Linked DNA regions of Mus musculus: region 2 is linked to region 1. The links are chromatin loops, found by intact Hi-C in ENCODE. Cell type or tissue: heart. All regions are shown on one strand.

Evidence for each region. Peaks named below come from ENCODE experiments on the same cell type or tissue, not always from the same donor. Only the 100,000 strongest peaks of a DNase experiment are listed, where the experiment ranks them.
Region 2: a loop joins it to region 1, with 2.9 times the contacts of the local background. A loop is called at or near these places in 16 of 42 quality-filtered maps.

What each region holds. Positions count from the first base shown.
Region 1 is chr2:139,972,341-139,977,340 of GRCm38, forward strand. All of the region lies in intron 8 of Tasp1 (taspase, threonine aspartase 1), which reads right to left. Among named protein-coding and RNA genes, the nearest start is that of Tasp1, 92 kb to the right of the region's middle. In heart, no CTCF peak of the experiment used is centred here; no DNase peak of the experiment used is centred here.
Region 2 is chr2:139,588,419-139,593,418 of GRCm38, forward strand. It overlaps Sptlc3 (serine palmitoyltransferase, long chain base subunit 3), which reads left to right. Exons shown (of 12, transcript NM_001356507.1): 8 at 1,074-1,293. Among named protein-coding and RNA genes, the nearest start is that of Ism1, 87 kb to the right of the region's middle. In heart, CTCF peaks have their summits at 1,708 (motif pointing left) and 3,074 (motif pointing right); no DNase peak of the experiment used is centred here.

The sequences.
Region 1 (5,000 bases):
AAACATTACCCACAATATACTTCAAAAGAATAGAATATATTTATATGAAGCACACAAAGCAAGTCCCAACATTTCCTTTCTGAAACATGTGGCCAATTTAATGTCCCTGTGTGGTGGCTAAAGAACCAAAATTAAAAGTTGCAGCATCTCTTTCGAGTGGTTTTGAACACACGACATGGTATGAAAGCACAAAAGCAGACCTTATTTCCCCAAATGTGTTTGTTAGAAACTGAAGACGACAACAGACTCAGACAACGGGCAAGGGCTGATGAGCATTTGCTGCGCTAACCCGAGTAAGCGCTCACTGACCTACAAGCCAACAAAAATCAACTGAAAGCTTACAGTGCGTTATGCACGTGGTGAGAGGAAGTGGGGATAACCATGCACACTCAACTGCAGAATCTGCTACTAAAGAAAAGGGGATGGAAGCTATTTAGGCAATATGCTGTGAGGAAAGGAAAGAGAAAGGGGAGTCTGAAACATCAAAACTGTTGAGATCAAACAATACCCCCAACTTCTTTTAATACTCTAAGAATAAGAGTTCTTTCCAATCATATCCAGGACTAATTGTTTGAAATTGATCTTTATGAAATCTAGACTATGGTCTAGATGCATGGTGTCTGCTTTCTAAATGTAAATGTCTTCTCAGCCATGAATAACTTAGTTTTCCTATGGCATGAACCGAATACAGAAACAGACCAAGGAGCGAATGGCATCATTCAAAGACTATCTTCACTCAGCTATAATAAAAATTAGTGCTGACGAGGTTACCTTTTGCTTTTTGTCTCAGAACACAAGTATGAAATATTTACATACAATAAGAGACAGAAGAAAATCTAAGTAAGCCCACCCAGAGAGAACAGGGCCAAATATTTACTACTATTTTCATATTAAATATAATAAGTTAAACAGGTATCTTTCCCTTTTCTACCACGTAAGTCACCTACAAAAGCAATGATGAAAAAAAGAAATACAATCACAAAGAAGAGATAATTCCTAAAAATCTGTATTTCTCACTTTAAAATATTACACCTTAAAATCTATGAAACCTACAGCTAGAAACTAAGTTCACAAAACTGAGTTAATTCACAGAAATTTGGTGCAATGGCATCAACTCTTCCTCACTGTCACTCTCACTTCAATGATAAAACTTCTCAAAAGCTAGCCTGACACTGCTTCCCACCCCACCCCTACCTCATCAACCCACACATGTCCATCACCAATCTATACCTCACAAATATGGTCTGCCCAGATCAACAGTCTCCAGGTGCCAAACCCAGCAGCCATTCTTCAGCAGTATGTGACCCCGCAAAGACTTTCTTTGAAATAAATGTTCCTCCTGTAGTCCTCTCTTTCTCCTCCCTCCCCACCCCTCTCTCTCTCTGACACGAAAGTACATCCGGGTACCTTTGCCTCACCAGCCCCTTTTCTCCCAGTTTCTACATCTTGAACTGGCTTGAGATTCAGGTGCAAATCTCTCACACAGTCTCACTATTCAGTGTGTAAATATGGATGTATATCCCTTTTTATGTCAATAATTTCATCACATATCTCACCCTCTTGCTCTGTCTATAAAACAACTGTTCTTGAACATGTACTTGCTCCTATAACCAAATTCACAATCGATACTTCACAGCAAGCTTTCCAATAGTAGTGATGAAGGGTTGGTACAAGTTTTCAGAAGTTGAAAATACGCTAGGAAGAGCAAAGGAGTATGGTTTTAAATGCATTTGTTTAACAGTGTCCCTTGGTGTCAACAGGCTTGGTTGCTAACCTCAGTCGGGCACTACTGGGAAGATTGTGGAACTCTTAAAACATGGGAGGAAAACACCAGACACTAGGTCCCTGAAGAGTACACTTAAGGACAGGCACAGCCTAGCCCACTCTCTCTGTTTTCCCTTCTAGGACTCGGAGAGGTGATCAGGCTTCCCTTACAATGGCCATGCTTTGATGTACCTTCCTTGTCAGAGGCGTGACAGCAGAGGCCTGTGAACACACAAAATCCCTAACCCAAAAGAAAACAACTTTCTCATAAGAAAACTGCCTCGGTATTGTAAAACTCAACAACACCCTAAGGTTTTCATCCTTTTATTCAGGGTGCTGGGGATTGAACCCAGGGCCTTATGTGTGCTAGGCAGAGACTCTAGCACTGAGATACGTGCCTAGCCTGACCTATTGATAGAACCAAAGCCTTTCCATTGAATGTAGGTTCTCAGACAATGTTCCATACAGTTTCTCTTAATAAGCAATGAGATGACCTATGATTTTGACTTTCATAATTTATAAAAGAGAACAAGAAAATAAAAATATTAACAAACATTCTAAATAAAGTATACATGGATTTTTATGGTTTTCATCAACTTCACTAGCTTACATTTCCATAATTATAATGCAACAGCATTTCCTTACAAGCCAGTTCTGTTTTTTTAATTTACTTTTCCAATAGAGCACTAAATATTCATACAATCCTTAGTCTTCAAATAAACAACTCTCCTTTTAAATTCATTATCCCAAGGTTTAACATGAAACAACAGATTGTGTGATCTTAATAATAAAAAGCAATGAACCCAAGGAGGATACCAACACTTTCAGCTGCAAGCAGGTATGGGAGCATGGCACACTGAAAGGTAGCTCTAGAAACAAAGCCGAAATGCTTTCCACACGCACTCCATCCAGAAGGACCCAGCCCGTTTGCCCTTCAGCTGCATTCCTCACCATCCTCTCTGCAGATTTTGCCTTCAAGCACACTAGCTCTCTTCACTACCCCACATGACAACCGTCCACAATGACCTCTGAACACACAGTTCATTCTGGGTGATATATTCTTCGGCTGACTGCTTATAAAGCTCACTCATCTTTCACATTTTAGCTCAAGTATGTCTTCCTGATCATCTTAATGGACGCAATCGATCTTCATACTCTCATATCTCGGCTACTATATCATATCATGTTCTTTTCTTAACAAAACACAACAAACATATTGAAACATGATAATAATCTTAATTACAGGTATATATTTTCCAGTCTCTGTCTCACTAGAGAATTTTGTTCACCATGTAGTCTTATTATTACAATCACTTTCTGAATAAAAAGAAAAACAAAAACAAAAAAAAACTAGTGACCTGAATAGGTAAGGCCGTGATAACTTGTATGCATAACTTTCTAAACTGATAGCCGCAACACAGAACTGTGTAAGAATTTCACAGCAGTTTTGTTCCTGGGAGTAAACACCCAGAGACAGCCAATCTCAGCAGGAGAATATATAAACAAATTATAGTCTATGTACATTAGGATACTACTTAGAGGTGTTTTGTTTTGTTTTGTTTACAGAACCAGTGATGGGACATCTAGAAATATTCTCTGAAAACAAGTCAATAGAAAAGGCACATTCCATATGTCAGCAACATAAAGCATCAATGGCAGTAAATAGCTGAAGGACAACAAGACCAGGAATGCTGTGTCTTGACCTGACTTGGGCTGCAAGAGTACACACAGTTCTGAAAACTGATGAAACTGTCTACTCTAGGCACTCTGTTTCTGAGACAGGTCACTCTACAGCCTGTGAGCTATCTGATCAAACTCCTGAATGCAAGGCTTGCAGACAAGCAAACCCAGACACTCACATTTTTAAAGGGCAAAAACTCCTAAATTTGTTCACCAAGGCATCATAAAGAATGCAGAAACACACACACATTCACATGTACACGTACACACCCACATTCACAAAACAGTACAGACTACACAAGCTTTCATCAAAACCTATATACTAATTTGCTTATTTGCTTCCTAAAACCCATATTATGAGCTACATATGCAGAATTGAACCAAAATGTTTGATTAATTATCCTATGAGGAAACATACTGAGAAAATACCTATTATTATGAAAGATGGTTTATTTGGTACTTTATGGCATCCACATAAAACTTTGATAGAAGCATAAACCAGCTCATAAGGCACTAAAGAAGGACTACATGATACAGATAAGGTACATATAGAATATGACCCGACACATCAATCAAGAGGCGTGTGCTAGTAAACTCTAACATCATAACATGAAGAACGCTGTAGCTTTTAAACTCCATTGCACCATCAAAAGCAAGTACGAGAGGACTGAGACAATACAGTACCATGTGACATTCTGTGGTCACTGGGCAAGAGAAGCAAAGAATGGGCAAACACTGAGAAGCTGAGTTTCTTATTTTATTCAATTTTAATTAAGTTTAATTTTAAAACATTTTCAGCCACTGCCAAAAATGATTCTAATAACTAAATATGCAAATTCACATTTTCAAAAGTAAATTTTATTACATGTATTCATTTATATGTCTATTTATTTATGTGTATCTGTGTGTTTACATACACAAATGCCACAGCATGCAACTTTCAGAAGTCTGTTCTGTCCTTATACCATGTGGGCCCTGGGGATCAAACAGCAGTAAGTGCCTATACCCACTGTGCCATCTTACCAACTCTCAACAGTTATAGCTCATTATTAACTTTTCTACTGATTATATTTCAAAAGATATTTTAATTCAGTAACAAAATATATTATTAAAATTAATTTTTGTTTACATTTTGAAATTAAACTCACTGTTTCTTTTCATGATCAAATTTTCAAGAAAGGGGCTACAGAAATAGGCTCAGAAGTTAAGAGCGTTTGCTGGTCTCCCAAAGACCAGGGTTCAATTCCTAGTACCCACAGAGCAGCTCACAACTGTCTGTAACTACAAGATCTGTCACCCTTACACTGACATACATGCAGGCAAAACATCAATGTACATTTAAAAAAAAATTTTTCCCCCAAGAAAGGCTTTCTCGGTATAGCCCTGGCTGTCCTGGAACTCACTCTGTAGACCAGGCTGACCTGGAATTCAGATATCTACCTACATCTGCATCCCAGAATTCTGGGAGTAAAAGTACATACCACAACATCCAACTCAAGGTCTAGTTTGTAAATTACAATTTTGATATGTGCATTATGCATGTACAAGTGCACATG
Region 2 (5,000 bases), 380 kb before region 1:
AAAAAAAAAAAAAAAAAAAAAAAAAAAAAAAAAAAGAAAGAAAGAAAGAAAAGGTGCCCCCACACTCATAGGTGACATTAGTGTCAGGAGAAACTTGGTAAGACTGAGGATACAAGAATCCTCTTTATCTTTCATCCAGTAATTCTACAAATCTAAAGCTGTTATTACAAGAAATTCTGTCAATTTAAGGTTATTTAAAAAAAACTGAAATGTAAAACTTAGAAAACTAAAATAAATAATAAAATAGGTCTAAAGCAAAGGATAGGTTAGTAGCGATAAATGTCCCCAAAGTGTTGTTCCCAGATACTAGTGTGAGATCATCCTGGATGCTTCCGTAAACCATTCCCCTCCCTCCCACCCTCCCCTCCCACCATCCCCCTCCCCCCCCCCACCCCCATGCACCTCTGGGATCTCTGTAGGAGGAACCCAGAGACCTGTGCCATAAAACTATCAGGCGATTTTAAAGCCTGATAAACTTCCGTTCTATCACTCTGAAGAAATATGGAGAAAGGGTGCCGGCAGGTGCCTCACATAGACTGAGTTGTGGTGAGTGGGGAACTAAAGGGTGTTTTACTGTGCACTAATTAATAGTATGGTGTCTGAAGCTCTGTGTGTTTTCAATTCCCCACTTTAATCTTTAGCAGTTCAGATCTGGCAGACCTGGTTAAACAAACTGAAAAAAAAAAAAAAGGCAGCTAGATCAAGGTGATTCGGGGTGGTGCACTTTTCTTAAAGCTATCCTAAAAGCATTTCTCTAACTGCAATAACCAGCTTTACAAACAAATTAGCAATATGGCTAGTTCATTTTTCAGTTGAGAATCAAGGTTGACAACCCAATCCACTCAATCCATCAAACATAAAGTATTTTTATTCAAGTAGAGTAGACACCCAGAGAAATGTTACAAGACTGAAATGTTGTCTTTGCTGAATAAAAAACATGCTATGTGAAGAGAGGTGTGACTGCTCCTTGTCAGCAGCCTGACACTGACTTTCTAGGGTGCGCTGGAAGGACACTAACGGAGCTTTCCAGAAAACTATTCACTACTTACCAAGCCTTTTTTCTTTTGTGCTAGCATGGAAGGTTCCATTGTGAACCTTGCCCAGATAGTGGCTCTAAAGAAGAAATACAAGGCTTACCTGTACATTGATGAAGCTCACAGTATTGGCTGTACAGGCCCCACGGGACGAGGCGTCAGAGAGTTATTTGGACTGGACCCTGAAGATATTGACGTATACATGGGTACATTCACCAAGAGCTTCTCGGGCTCAGGAGGATATATAGGCGGGAAAAAGGTAAGAACGGAACCTCTTGTGTTAGGAGAGACCCTGGATACAGATTTCTGGAAGCAGAAATCAGGACCCCCCTGAAGTTCATGTCTGTTTCAGTTCAGCTCACGTGCAGCACAGAGTAAAGAAAAGTGTGGAAAGAATCGTCACATAACAAACTGTGTAGAGTACCTGGGAGAGATTAGCTCCGCCGGACTATGTCTGGGAAGTATTGTAGAATAACCACCATTCAGCCTTGTAGACAAATAGTCGGGGGTGGGGGAGTCAATTTCAGAAAGAAGCAATAGAATATACTGAGCCACAGAAGTAATAAGGAACCTTACATGAACTATGAGGGAGTGGGGTGGAGAGAAGGATGGCTCAGCAGTTAAGAGTACTGATTGCCTGTCAGGGCTCAACTCCTAGCGCCCCCTGGAGGCCTACTACTATCTGTACCTCCAGTCTCAGGGATCTGAAGCCTCAGCTGAACCTGGACAAATATAGCATGCAGACACACATGCAGGCAAGACATGCATACAATTTTTAAATTCAAAAATTAAAGAACTAGGAGTGTGCGTGTGTGTGCACATGTGCGTGTGTTGTAACAGCAACAGTGGAGAAAGTTCAGGTATTCAAGAGGCTAGCCTCATGGATTTTACAAGTTTTCACCTAAATGACAGCAGCATAAAAAATGGACTTTTAAGATTATTTTTCTGAGAAATAACTCTTTTCTATGATGTTAGATAAGCCATCTTCTCTAGTCTCTAAATGATTTTAAAAAATTGGTTCAGATGACATGATGAGATGAGAGAGCGTATGTCCTGTCCCTTTTCCAAATCATGTCAGTTGTCTCTCCAAGCCCACATCTGTCCCAAAGAGACTGTGGTGTAGCTCCAACTAGTAGGGCATTTCAGGCCCCAAATTAGTGCATGGAGGTGCTCTTAACAAGATATCTAACATTTCTAGTTCCTTACCCACTGACCAGAAGAAACAAAAATTCTGCCCACTGCTCAACCAGTTAGACAAATCGGGGTATGCTAGCAGAAAGCATACTATCACTAAAAGTCAGTGGTTTAAAACAATAGATTGCGTCTTATCCACCTACCATGAGACATACAGACGCCTAAAATTCTGTTCTAAGTGTTCTTTGCCCTCTTGTAACTGCTACTTTCTCCCATGGCCAAAGCTTTGTACTTCCACCTTCCTGTGCTTTCCTGTGGGGATGAGCTAGGTAATGCCAGAAACACGGGGAATGCCAGGCCCTCAAAGGCTTCAGCAAAGTCTAGTGAGAGGTTAAATATTTCCTTCTTAACTGTCACATCAGCAGGATCAGAGGGTCTCAAATTTAGGAGCTGTCTGATCCGGATTACCTTGCTTTGTGAGGCTGTGGGCTTTGATTACTTTAGCAGCAGTTCTGAGCCACAAAACTTTTAACCGAGCGTAACTCTGTTTCCTGAGCCAAAGGCACCTGAATAAACTAAAGCAAGCAGATCCTTGAAATGGTGTCAGACTTGTTAGATGTCACATTTTTCTCCTCAGAGTGCCTTTATTTGATACCTACTTTAAACAAAGGCCCAGGACTAGCCGCAGGAAGGACAATTCCCTGGGATCCTGTTCTCTGTTCTGAAGGCAGGTGCAGGGTTTCAAAAATGGAATACTCTTGTCTACATGACCTCTGATCCTTTGGGTTAAAGATCGGGCAATTGTAAAAATTATCATTATTACATTAATCAGAACTCCTACACTCCTACCCACTTCCTCCTCCTAACCTAACAGTATAACTGTGTTATACTGCAGTATCTCAATTAACCACCAGGTGGCATCATGAATTAGAGCGTGTTTGGCAGGGGCTCATTAGCCATACTGAGATACACTACCCTAAAACACCAACGTATAAAACCTTGGAGAAACAGACAACAATTCAATACACGGAACTGAGCAAGAGAATGGAGAGCACGAATCCTGAAGACAATCAAGTGGGTTCAAAACTCTAGAAAAAGATAAAAATGCCTGGCTCTGAAATGTCTTGTTAATCTTGGTATACAGTGACAACATTCCTAAAAACTACACCTGGGATGTCCTGGGACTCTTGGTGGAGCCAAGTTTTGCACATTATGGACCAGATGAATACATCTTGGAAAAAAGTGAAGGGGGAAAAAATAGCTGGTGCTAAGATTTCAGTAAGCAGAGGTTTGATGGGGAGTCTCCGGTTTCCCCCTTAGTTGTTACTAAGTAACAAACTCACCTTGGCTGATCAGGATTAATTCCAAGACAAAGTATTTTCTCAAAAGCCTATGGGGCTTTTGTCTTTTGCAATTTGAGCTCTGCTGACGGACAGTAAACAATTCACTGCCGAGGCTATCCTTCCATGAAGGTCCAGGTGAAAATTCAGATAATCACTCTTCACGTCAGGACTATCAGTGTCTATGAACAAGGCGGGAGTTGATAGGGTCGGGTTCTTTTCTTTTACCATTTTCAATTTCAGTTATTTCTCTAGCTGCTGGGAGGATGTACGCAGCATTCCTCATCCTCTATTCTCCTGTAAGCATGGGTCCTGCAACTTCTTACATGTCCGCTGTCACTTGCTGCCTTCTCCCAGCCTCCGTGAGGATTGGCAAATAAGTGAGGCAGAGATTGTCCTTGTGACCGATAGACGGCAGGGTTGTAATTCTAGAGGAGGGAAATGGGAAACAAGGCTAGGTTTGGAAGGTGATAGTTAGCTCCAACAGCCTGAGAAGCAAGGAAAGGCAATTCTCTTACAGAAGCCTTTCTGTTCTGGTATTCTCAGCCCTGCCTGCACTTAACAGTCCTTTGAAGTAAATGGGGTCATGGACTAAGCATCACGATGTTTATTCTAAAGCCTCCTGTCTGATTCCCTCCCCAAAACCCACCCTTGCCCTTGAACTCCAGGCCTATGGGTAAAGAAAATAATCAAGGTTTTGGACTTAAAAAAAAGGACTTGGAAAACTGTCCCTGGGAGAACCTCTAACTCATTCCAAAGAAAGACACAATACAGACACACCTTGCAAGGGACCAAAGTCAACCCTTAATTCACGACTTGTACCCAGTCAGGAGATAAATAGAAGAAATCAGTAGACTTTCCTTGACACTCTCCAGAAGTTACTACAGAACTCCACTTCCTCAGCCACACAAGGAAAACACCCTTTACCCAGCCTGGGACAAAATGGACTCAGTCCAAAGTAATTATATTGTAGGACAGACACTCTTCATGTTCAAGGGAGTGATTATACGCTGATGCGGTCGTGTTCAAACTAAAGATGCTTATGACTGACCTATGGGATTCCTCAGTTTTTGAAAGGAAATTAGAGTTAGGGGCATTTCGATCAAAGGAGGCTTTGCTTTGTTTCTTTGTCTGATCTTTGTGCTGAATGCTTCCCAACTGAGATGTTACTACGCTTGATCTAAGAGTTCAGTTTCTTGTCATTAATGCATCAGGGGACTGTTCATCCTCCCTCAATCTCTAAAGTTCCTTGGCTTCCCATTAAACAAACTGTCAGAATGTACAGGTCTCTGCTAAGACCCTACTACTATGAACTTTAAGAATATACATATATCTTTAGTTACTTTCTTTCTGAGGACACACTCATTGATTAAATTAAGATTAGACATAAAAGCCTTTAAACCCCAAAACAGCAATGTATGCAAATTGGGGGAAGCACTACAGGCTAAGCATAAAGGGAGCTGGTCTCTATACACTCCAGGACTCACTTCTC